Regions from separate parts of the Homo sapiens genome. Here all the other regions are linked to region 2. A link is a contact called in ENCODE Hi-C or POLR2A ChIA-PET data. All regions are on one chromosome and are shown on one strand. Each heading gives the region's core, a stretch centred on a gene start or an enhancer-like site at or near the end of the contact. The rest is flanking DNA. Distances are from core to core; before and after follow the strand shown.

Region 1 (2,700 bases), core at 106-2,605, 73 kb before region 2:
GTTGCCCAGGCTGGAGTGCAATGACACGATCTCATCTCACTGCAACCTCTGCCTCAGCCTCCCAAGTAGCTGGGATTACAGGCATGCACCACCACACCCTGCTAATTTTGTATTTTAAGTAGAGACGGGGTTTCCCATGTTGGTCAGGCTGTCTCGAACTCCTGACCTCAGGTGATCCGCCCGCCTCGGCCTCCCAAAGTGCTGGGATTGCAGGTGTGAGCCACTGCACCCGGCAACAATTTTTTATTGTTGTTGAGTCAGTCTCTTTTTCGCCCAGGCTGGAGTGCAGTGGCGCGATCTCGGCTCACTGCAACTTCCGCCTCCTGGGTTCAAGCAATTCTCCTGCCTCAGCTTCCCAACCAAGTAGCTAGGATTGCAGGCGTGCACCACCACGGCTGGCTAATTTTTTTTTTTTTTTTTTTTTTTTTGAGACGGAGTCTTGCTCTGTTGCCAGGCTGGAGTGCAGTGGCGTGGATCTCAGCTCACTGCAGCCTCCGCCTCCTGGGTTCAAGTGATTCTCCTGCCTCAGCCTCCCAAGTAGCTGGGACTACAGGCGCATGCCACCATGCCTGGGTAATTTTTGTATTTTTAGTAGAGACAGGGTTTCACCCTGTTGGCCAGGATGGTCTCGATCTCCTGACTTCATGATCCACCCACCTCGGCCTCTCAAAGTGCTGGGATTACAGGCATGAGCCACCTCACCCAGCCAACAACTTCTAATAGTTGAATACTCCTTACCCCTCATCTCAGTAATCACTTTAATACTCATCCCAGGGCTGACCATGTTAATATGCTGAGAGTTTAAAAGGGCAAAACTCAGGAAAAGCAAGTTTTGTTTTTTTCTTCTGATTTTCTGATTGGAAGAAAAGCAAGTTCTTCCTTGCAACCCTCAGTGTAGGCCTGTGGGTTATTAATCTTAAGACGTCTCTAAAATTGTAACCTTTCAGTGAAGGAGGGACTGGGGGCTCTTGTTCAGCTGTGATGGGGAAAAAGAGGGCAAGTTCACAAGCATTGGTCTCAGGCACTCCTCCACCCCTCCCCTTGCACCAGCGCACAGCAAGCAGAGAATCTGGGAGCGAGGGCCTTAGGCCTTAACATATAAAGGGGTGTTTCCCAGCGATTAATTTCCCTTTTGCTCCCGCAGGCTTTAGGCTTAGCCATAGATTCACCAAGTTACCAAGAATCTAGTGTCTAGCTCTTGGAAATGCTGAAAGATACTGGAAGACAATAAGCTTGTAGCTGACTGACTGAAAGAGGAACAAAACCAAAACATGTACCCTTGTGAAACCCCAGAATTATAAGTGAAACATGATTCACTGTTCCCATGTAACTCAGAGACCTTTGGCGGATGTTCTTTATGCTTTCCTAGAAAAGTGAACTGACAGGCCTGTGTTTTCTGTTCATGTCTCAGAGGAATGACTCATAGTATATTCATGTACTGGGGCTCAGCTGGTAGTTCTACCAGGAGAGAGAGAGATTATTACTGCAAGTAAGATTCTGAGACCTGTTAGGAGCTGTGATTTTGTGACAATATTAACCAGGGAGGTTCTAGTAGGGAATCTGTATACTGCCTGTGTACCTACAATACATCATGGCAGATGAAGGAACAAGTGACTAGGGTTCTTTCTGAAAGTGCTGCTATGTTTCTGCAGACTTGGACCTTATCTAACCTCTGTTCATCCCACATGTAACTGAGTAACATTCTGCTTCCAACACCTTTACTCTAGGTTTACCCAAGAATAATGTGAAGCCTCCAGAAGCAAATGCTTTTTATTTATTTTATTTTTTTGAGATGGAGTCTTGCTCTGCCACCCAAGCTAAAGTGCTATGGTGCGATATTGGCTTACTGTAACTTCCACCTCCTGGGTTCAAGCAATTCTCCTGCCTCAGCCTCTCATGTAGCTGGGATTACAGGCGCCCACCACCACGCCCGGCTAATTTTTGTATTTTTGGTAGAGACAGGGTTTCACCATGTTGGCCAGGCTGGTCTCGAACTCCTGACCTCAGGTGATCTGCCCACCCTGGCCTCCCCAAGTCCTGGGATTACAGGTGTGGGTCACTGCGCCCGGCTGCAAATGCTTTTTAAATGTTCTTCTCTCAGCTCGCCTCTGATCCCCAAAATGTCCTGACCGTGTCCTCAGAAGGCCCAATGGCCTCACAGAGCCTCAGGGGGCTGGGGTTATGCAGGAAAATAAGACTTTCCACAAGACCCACGCTACTGTTCTTTCTCAAGTCCTTTCAAATATTAGCAATACCCACTGGGCAATGGGTACACGGGGCCTGGCACTCACAGCTCTGGGTGTTGACTCTGCCTTAGGGCCCTCCTAAGCACCCTGTGGGCCCCAAAGCTCAAGCTCCTGATCACTGTCTCCACCGCCTTCACGTCCTCCAGCCAGGCCACTTCCCTGGAGCATTCTCCAGACAGCAGAGGAGACCTGCTGCCTCGGAGAGGGGTCTACTGCAGCCAATCTCCAGGCCAGGCCACCTTTTTAGCCAACCCCATGCCATTAAAAAAAAAAAATTAAATTGTGGTAAAATACACATAACATAAAATGTACCATCATAACTCTTTTTAGGTGTACAGTTCGGTAGTGCCAAGCACATTCACATTGTGCAATCATGACCACCATCCATCTCCAGAACTCTGTACAGCCCCAGAACTGAAACTCTGGCCCCATTCAACACGAACTTCCCACTTCC
Region 2 (2,828 bases), core at 175-2,674:
GGCCTCAGAATTTCCTTCTTTTTAAAGGCTGAATAATATTCCGTGGCATGTGAACACCACATTTTATCTGCTAATCTATCAAAGCAAATATTTTGCAAATAATTTTTCCAATTCCAAAGGTTGTCTTTTCCATTGATTATTTCCTTTTATATGCAGAAGTTTTTAAGTTTGATGTAGTCCCATTTGTCTACTTTTGTTTTTGTTGTCTGTGCTTTTGGTGTCATAGCCAATAAATCATTGCCAAGTCCAATATCATGAAGATTTCCCCTATGTTTTTGAGGGGAAAAATCTCAAACCGTTTTTCCTCTGCTCTCATGCCACAACAATAAACACAGAAGACTTCTGTGACCAAATGCGTAGTGATTTCTCCCCATTAACAAGAAGGCAATCAATTCTGCAGCAGACACTGGTTGGGTATCCTCCTATTTAATTCTGACACTGTCTACCTGGAGATAGCATCAGATCCTGATACAACACCTAAACAAAATTTATTTAGGCAGTTAGTGAGGATAAAAGAGTCCTCAGTAAGGTTTGCCTTTTAATAAAAAGAAGCCCCAAATCATTTCTTTTCTAACAAAAAGAGCCTGAAAACTCAAGCTGCAAACATAGATAAGCAAACTGGAAGCTTGCATAGGCGAATGCCAGCAGCTGTGCCAATAGGAAAGGGATACTTGGAAGTCAGGTATATTCAATATTGAAGTTCCCTTTTCCCTTTTCTTTGTTGCCACGTGTGCAGTAAAAAAGCAGGCAACAAGGCCTGGGCTAGGTAGAGGTGCCATTTGCATAATAACAGATGAGGGTGGGATGGCCAGCCTCTTCCTGTGCTATGTAAATGGAACACCTGGTCCAACCAATCCTCTGTGCCCTACGTAAATAAGACACCGCTTCCTCAAGCTCATCTATAAAAGCAACCGCATCTCGCTGTAAACCCGGAAACCTGTTCGGGACTCCTTCCTCTGCACAGGGAAGGTCTCTTCTTTCTTTTGCCTGCTAAACTTCCGCTCTTGAACCCACTCCTTTTGTGTCCCCATCCTCGATTTCCTTGGCGTGGGGCAACAAACCACACGTATTACCCCAGACAACCATGCTGCTTCAATCTCACAGGTTGAGAGCTCATTCCCACAAGACTGCCCCCTTATTTCCGATGCCAATTGCAAGCCCCAGGTTTTACCTGTTATGACTGAATGACTATAAATTGAGGGTCCCATGGCCCCCTCCTTGTGTTCAACTGATTTGCTAGATTGCCTAACAGAACTAGAGGAAACACTAACTTATGTTTACCGGTTTATTATGAAGGCTATTACAAAGGATACAGATGAAGAGATACATAGGATAAGGTATGTGAGAAGGACTGCAGAGATTCTATGCCCTTCCCAGCAGCCTCTGCATGTTCAGCTATCAGGAAGCTCTCTACTAAAAATAGAAAAATTAGTTGGGCGTGGTGGCAGGCGCCTGTAATCCCAGCTATTCAGCAGGCTGAGGCAGGAGAATTGCTTGAACCTGGGAGGTGAAAGTTGGAGTGAGCCGAGATCGCCCCACCGCACTCCAGCCTGGGCGACAAGAGCAAAACTCTGTCTCAAAAAAAAAAAAAAAAAAAAAAAAAAAGGAAGTAGTGACACGAAACACTGTCTCCACACTCCACCCTTATAACCTCCAGCTGGCACCCTGAATGGTCTGGCCTCTCCCTGGGGGCGGATAGGGCAGGAGACACTAAAGTATTAATTATCTTTTTTGATCATGGCTGTAACTGTTCTGCGCCATCTTCAACAGGTGAGACTAAGGAGGGAATCACAGCTAGTCATCTCAGCCAGGCCAGTAGGGGGCGCAGTGCAGTGATCATTCCCTGGGGCCAAGGCTGTCTCCTTGCAGGTTCATCTCAGCTCTGCAGCAATGCCTACTTCTTTCCATCCGCTCCGAGGCTGTTACTAAGTATGTGGAGCTCCTTTTCAACAACTCGCTTACTACAAAGTCCTGCTCATTAAAAGGCGAAGGTGGTAGTGGTAGAGGACTAGATGGGCTAAGTATTTGCTCAACTGCTCTATCTTGCTTTGTAACTACCAAACCATTTCTGGGTGAGATCATGGGGACACCAGATTCTTCACATCCTTTCCTCATTTGCTCAAGACGAGATAATCACAAACAGAACTTTAAGAAACCACCTGTATAAACATACTTGGCGTATCTTCTGGGAATGGAATTATTGAATAGTAACCGATTGTCAGCCTGAACAGGGTGACTTGTTGCCCTCCAGTGGTAAATTCAATCAGTGTTTGTACCGTCAACGTCCCCGCTCAATCACCGTTAAACACTTAGGCAACCAAGTGTCAGCCACAAAGTTAAAAAACAGTCCTTGTTTTCATGGAGCTTGCCAAATAAATATAAGCAAATGGTATAAAATCCCTTCCCTAGGGAGCATGCTAGACACACCCGCAGGTACAGACACAGATGGGGCATGATGACTTCTCCACGTGTATGCAGTGGAGTTCTTTTAGGGAGATTTCAGAGTGGATGATGTACTTTTATACTACAACATTTAGAATAATCTCTCTAAGTACAATTCCAGAATATTAAAAGTATTATAAAATTTGGGAATAGACAACAGAGTCAAGTACACAAAAAGCCTATTATATATTTAAGGACTATGTTTAGAAAAAAGGGTCCTTTTACTGGAAAGATAGGAAAATAGGTTTTTCTTCTTAACTTTGATGTATCCAGAAAATCTGGGAGGGAGGCTCAAGGGTGGTGAGTCACTGTGAGACGTAATGTTTAATTTAATCCAGCTATTGAGTGATAAAATTTTTCAACTTCCTCCCTTTTCTCAAGACCTT
Region 3 (2,859 bases), core at 34-2,533, 120 kb after region 2:
AGTGAACATAAACCATCAATATGGTCAATAGACCTTTGGATTCCTGTCCTCAGATAACAGGACTTTTAAACATTCAGACTGACTGAATTAGAGAAATCATTGCCTAACCCATACACAAGAATTATTTTGTATGTGAGGTTCTGACCTGTAGAAATTGGCTTTGATGACACATACAAGCTTTGTCAAAATAGATTTGGATTATTAAAGTATTCAACTGAATTAAAAATGGATGTGTGATGGTGTTTTGTCTTTGGCTTTTTAAGGCTCTGAATAAGAAACGCAGAGAGAAGGAGAGGTAGATAGGAAAAGGGAGAGGGAGAGACAGAGAGAGAGAAAAGATCACCTCTCCCCATATAACAGAACAATAATATGTTTACCAAGAGAAAATGAAATATCAAACCAACCTCATGATTGTATACAGCAATGTATAGTGAGTTGGTACAATGGAGTGGTTTTTTAATTCCCATGATAAGATGGACCGGAAATTTCGCAATGATATCTTGAAAGTGCAAGATTCATCTGTGTAATCTAAAGAGAAGAAGAAAAAGGGCATTGAAATTTGGAACCCACAGTTGTATTCTGGCCACTGTTCAGTCATTTCTTGGGATCTAGAACCCACACCTCTGGCAGATAACCTCTCCAGAGAGCCCTGGTGTCTTGAAAACAGGAAGTCTACAGGACATGGGAAATAAATTAGTAAGTCAATTAACGAGCAACATATTGTCAGGGCAGGCAAGCATGGGAAACAGGGACTGTGCACTGTGTAAGGAGAGTCTGGACAGAAGGGCTTCTCCGATGCCCTTGGACTGTCCCTCCATGGTTCACTGGACCAAAATAACCCAGGCCATCCCAGCCCACATGATGCACTTCCTTTCACTCTCCCCTACCCATTCTCCCTCCCCAAGCCGTTCTCTCAACTCTGCTCCCAGCTCCTCCATGAAGTCCTCCTTAAGTAGCTCAGCCCGCTGCAAATTTTCCTTCCTCTGGATTCCCCAGCTCACTTATTCCCTGGATCACAGAGAGCAGGGGAGTATAACATGAGCCCAGACTGGCCCTTTCTAAGCATTTAAGCCCCACAACAATGCTGAAGTAGGCACTATGAAAAGATTCATTTTACAGACTGTGAAACTGAGTTGAATTATACAATGTCATGTAGGTGGGAAGTGGCAGTGATAAATGAGACATTAAAGCCAGACTTGCCAAATTCTGCCTTATACGGTTAAATTTTTAAAGATCACTGAAGTTTCCTGTGGTTAGGACTCAGGCCTTTGTTTCTCAACTGCCAACTCTTCACCCCCAACCAACACTTAGCACAAGGTTGGACACATATTTAATACTTAGTGAAGTTTTGTGGACAGATTTATATACGTAGGAAGAAGTTTAGTTAAAAAAAAATTATTGTCCTTTGTCTGGAATCATCAGGGTGGAAGAATGTAAATTAAAGAGTAAATATTTCTGGGCCATTTTTTATTTGGCACAGTCTGTGTCTCCTCATTCTTTTATTAGTGAGATTATTAAGAGTTTGAATATTCTTTAAAGAAGTTTAAAAATGATCTCTAGTGTTCATTTCTTAGACTAGTTTTGTATCTCTCAAAAAACCAGAGTTAGCTCATTTTAGCTCCTTTTACAGAGAAAGAATCCCAATAAAACAGGCAACAGATGTACAATCAGAAATCAAATCTCCCACATTTTATACCTCTGAATGGTTGCCCCAACACTTTCACTCTTATACAAAATTTAGTGAAGCCAAAAAACATCTCTTACCAGGCGAATCATATGAAATACCAAACACGAGGCTGATATACACTAGAAGGAAGAAAACACATTAGAGAGGCAATAGTTTTATCTGGGCTCAACTTGCAATGATTACTCTAAGTCTGACATTCTTTAACACACATTTATTGGTATCAGATTGAGATTTTTCTTGTGCCAAAAAAATGCCCACATAGATGGTTTTTACTCTACATTGGTGCCAGCAGCACATGGTGCAAGGACTGTGATCTGAGATAAAATAAGATCCATTTGGGAGCTGACACTAACAACAATATGTACGGTCCCTGTTCTGCCCTGCTTTTTCCACTTAAAAATATATCTGGGGCCGGGCGTCGTGGCTCACGTCTGTAATCCCAGCACTTTGGGAGGCCGAGGTGGGTGGATCACACAAGGTCAGGATTCGAGATCAGCCTGGCCAACACGGCAAAACCCTGTCTCTACTAAAAATACAAAAAATTAGCTGGGTGTGGTGGTGCACACCTGCAGTCCCAACTACTTGGGAGGCTAAGGCAGGAGAATAGCTCGAACCCAGGAGGCGGAGGCTGCAGTGAGGTGAGATCGCTCACTGCATTCCAGCCTGGGTGACAGAGGGAGACTCTGTCTAAAAAAAAAAAAAATGGCTGGACACAGTGGCTCATACCTGTAACCCCAGCATTCTGGGAGGCCAAGGCGGTGGATCACTTGAGGTCAGCAATGTGAGACCAGCATGGCCAACATGGTGAAACCTTGTCTCTACTAAAAATACAAAAATTAGCCGGGCATGGTGGCGGGTGCCTGTAATCCCGTCTACTTGGGAGGCTAAGGCAGGAGAATCGCTTGAACCCAGGAGGTGGAGGCTGCAGTGAGCTGAGCTCACACCCTGCACTCCAGCCTGGGCAACAGAGTGAAACTATGCCTCAAAACACACACACACACACACACACACACACACACACACACACACACACGCACACGAGATTTTTTTTTTTTTTTTTTTTGAGACAGAGTCTTGCTCTGTCAGGCTGGAGTGCAGCGGCTCGATCTCGGCTCACTGCAAGCTCCGCCTCCCAGGTTCATGCCATTCTCCTGCCTCAGCCTCCCAAGTAG

What was found. A loop is a pair of places that touch in the nucleus more often than their neighbours do. ChIA-PET counts read pairs that join two places held with the same protein, here RNA polymerase II (POLR2A). Pooled maps may share reads with other maps.
Region 1: a map of ascending aorta shows a loop between it and region 2 (5-fold over the local background). The contact joins two enhancer-like sites. A Hi-C loop is called at or near these places in 65 of 168 maps with a recorded cell type or tissue (A673, B cell, CD14-positive monocyte and 47 more), 37 of 37 single-sample maps with no recorded cell type and 44 of 50 pooled maps. POLR2A ChIA-PET finds 5 or more read pairs at or near these places in 29 of 52 experiments (AG04449, B cell, BJ and 23 more).
Region 3: a pooled map shows a loop between it and region 2 (2.6-fold over the local background). The contact joins two enhancer-like sites. A Hi-C loop is called at or near these places in 3 of 168 maps with a recorded cell type or tissue (CD4-positive, alpha-beta T cell, heart left ventricle and naive thymus-derived CD4-positive, alpha-beta T cell), 1 of 37 single-sample maps with no recorded cell type and 9 of 50 pooled maps. POLR2A ChIA-PET finds 5 or more read pairs at or near these places in 13 of 52 experiments (B cell, CD4-positive, alpha-beta T cell, CD4-positive, alpha-beta memory T cell and 9 more).

Annotation. Positions count from the first base shown.
Region 1 is chr21:33,433,611-33,436,310 of GRCh38, reverse strand. The region is part of intron 6 of IFNGR2 (interferon gamma receptor 2); the gene reads right to left. It also overlaps a transcript of TMEM50B not described here. Among named protein-coding and RNA genes, the nearest start is that of IFNGR2, 32 kb to the right of the region's middle. Within about 2 kb of position 1,355, at least 11 of the 41 ENCODE cell types and tissues checked have a DNase peak (open chromatin) inside an H3K27ac peak, as active enhancers do; they include B cell, CD14-positive monocyte, GM12878 and 5 more, where a contact is called at or near this core.
Region 2 is chr21:33,360,412-33,363,239 of GRCh38, reverse strand. No RefSeq gene overlaps it. Among named protein-coding and RNA genes, the nearest start is that of IFNAR1, 37 kb to the right of the region's middle. RefSeq lists a silencer at 1,723-2,017. Within about 2 kb of position 1,424, at least 31 of the 41 ENCODE cell types and tissues checked have a DNase peak (open chromatin) inside an H3K27ac peak, as active enhancers do; they include B cell, CD14-positive monocyte, GM12878 and 5 more, where a contact is called at or near this core.
Region 3 is chr21:33,242,620-33,245,478 of GRCh38, reverse strand. IFNAR2-IL10RB (IFNAR2-IL10RB readthrough) reads right to left here. Exons shown (of 13, transcript NM_001414505.1): 3 at 1,765-1,806; 4 at 405-528. IFNAR2 (interferon alpha and beta receptor subunit 2) reads right to left here. Exons shown (of 9, transcript NM_001289125.3): 3 at 1,765-1,806; 4 at 405-528. Among named protein-coding and RNA genes, the nearest start is that of IFNAR2-IL10RB, 14 kb to the right of the region's middle. RefSeq lists an enhancer at 1-48. Within about 2 kb of position 1,283, at least 3 of the 41 ENCODE cell types and tissues checked have a DNase peak (open chromatin) inside an H3K27ac peak, as active enhancers do.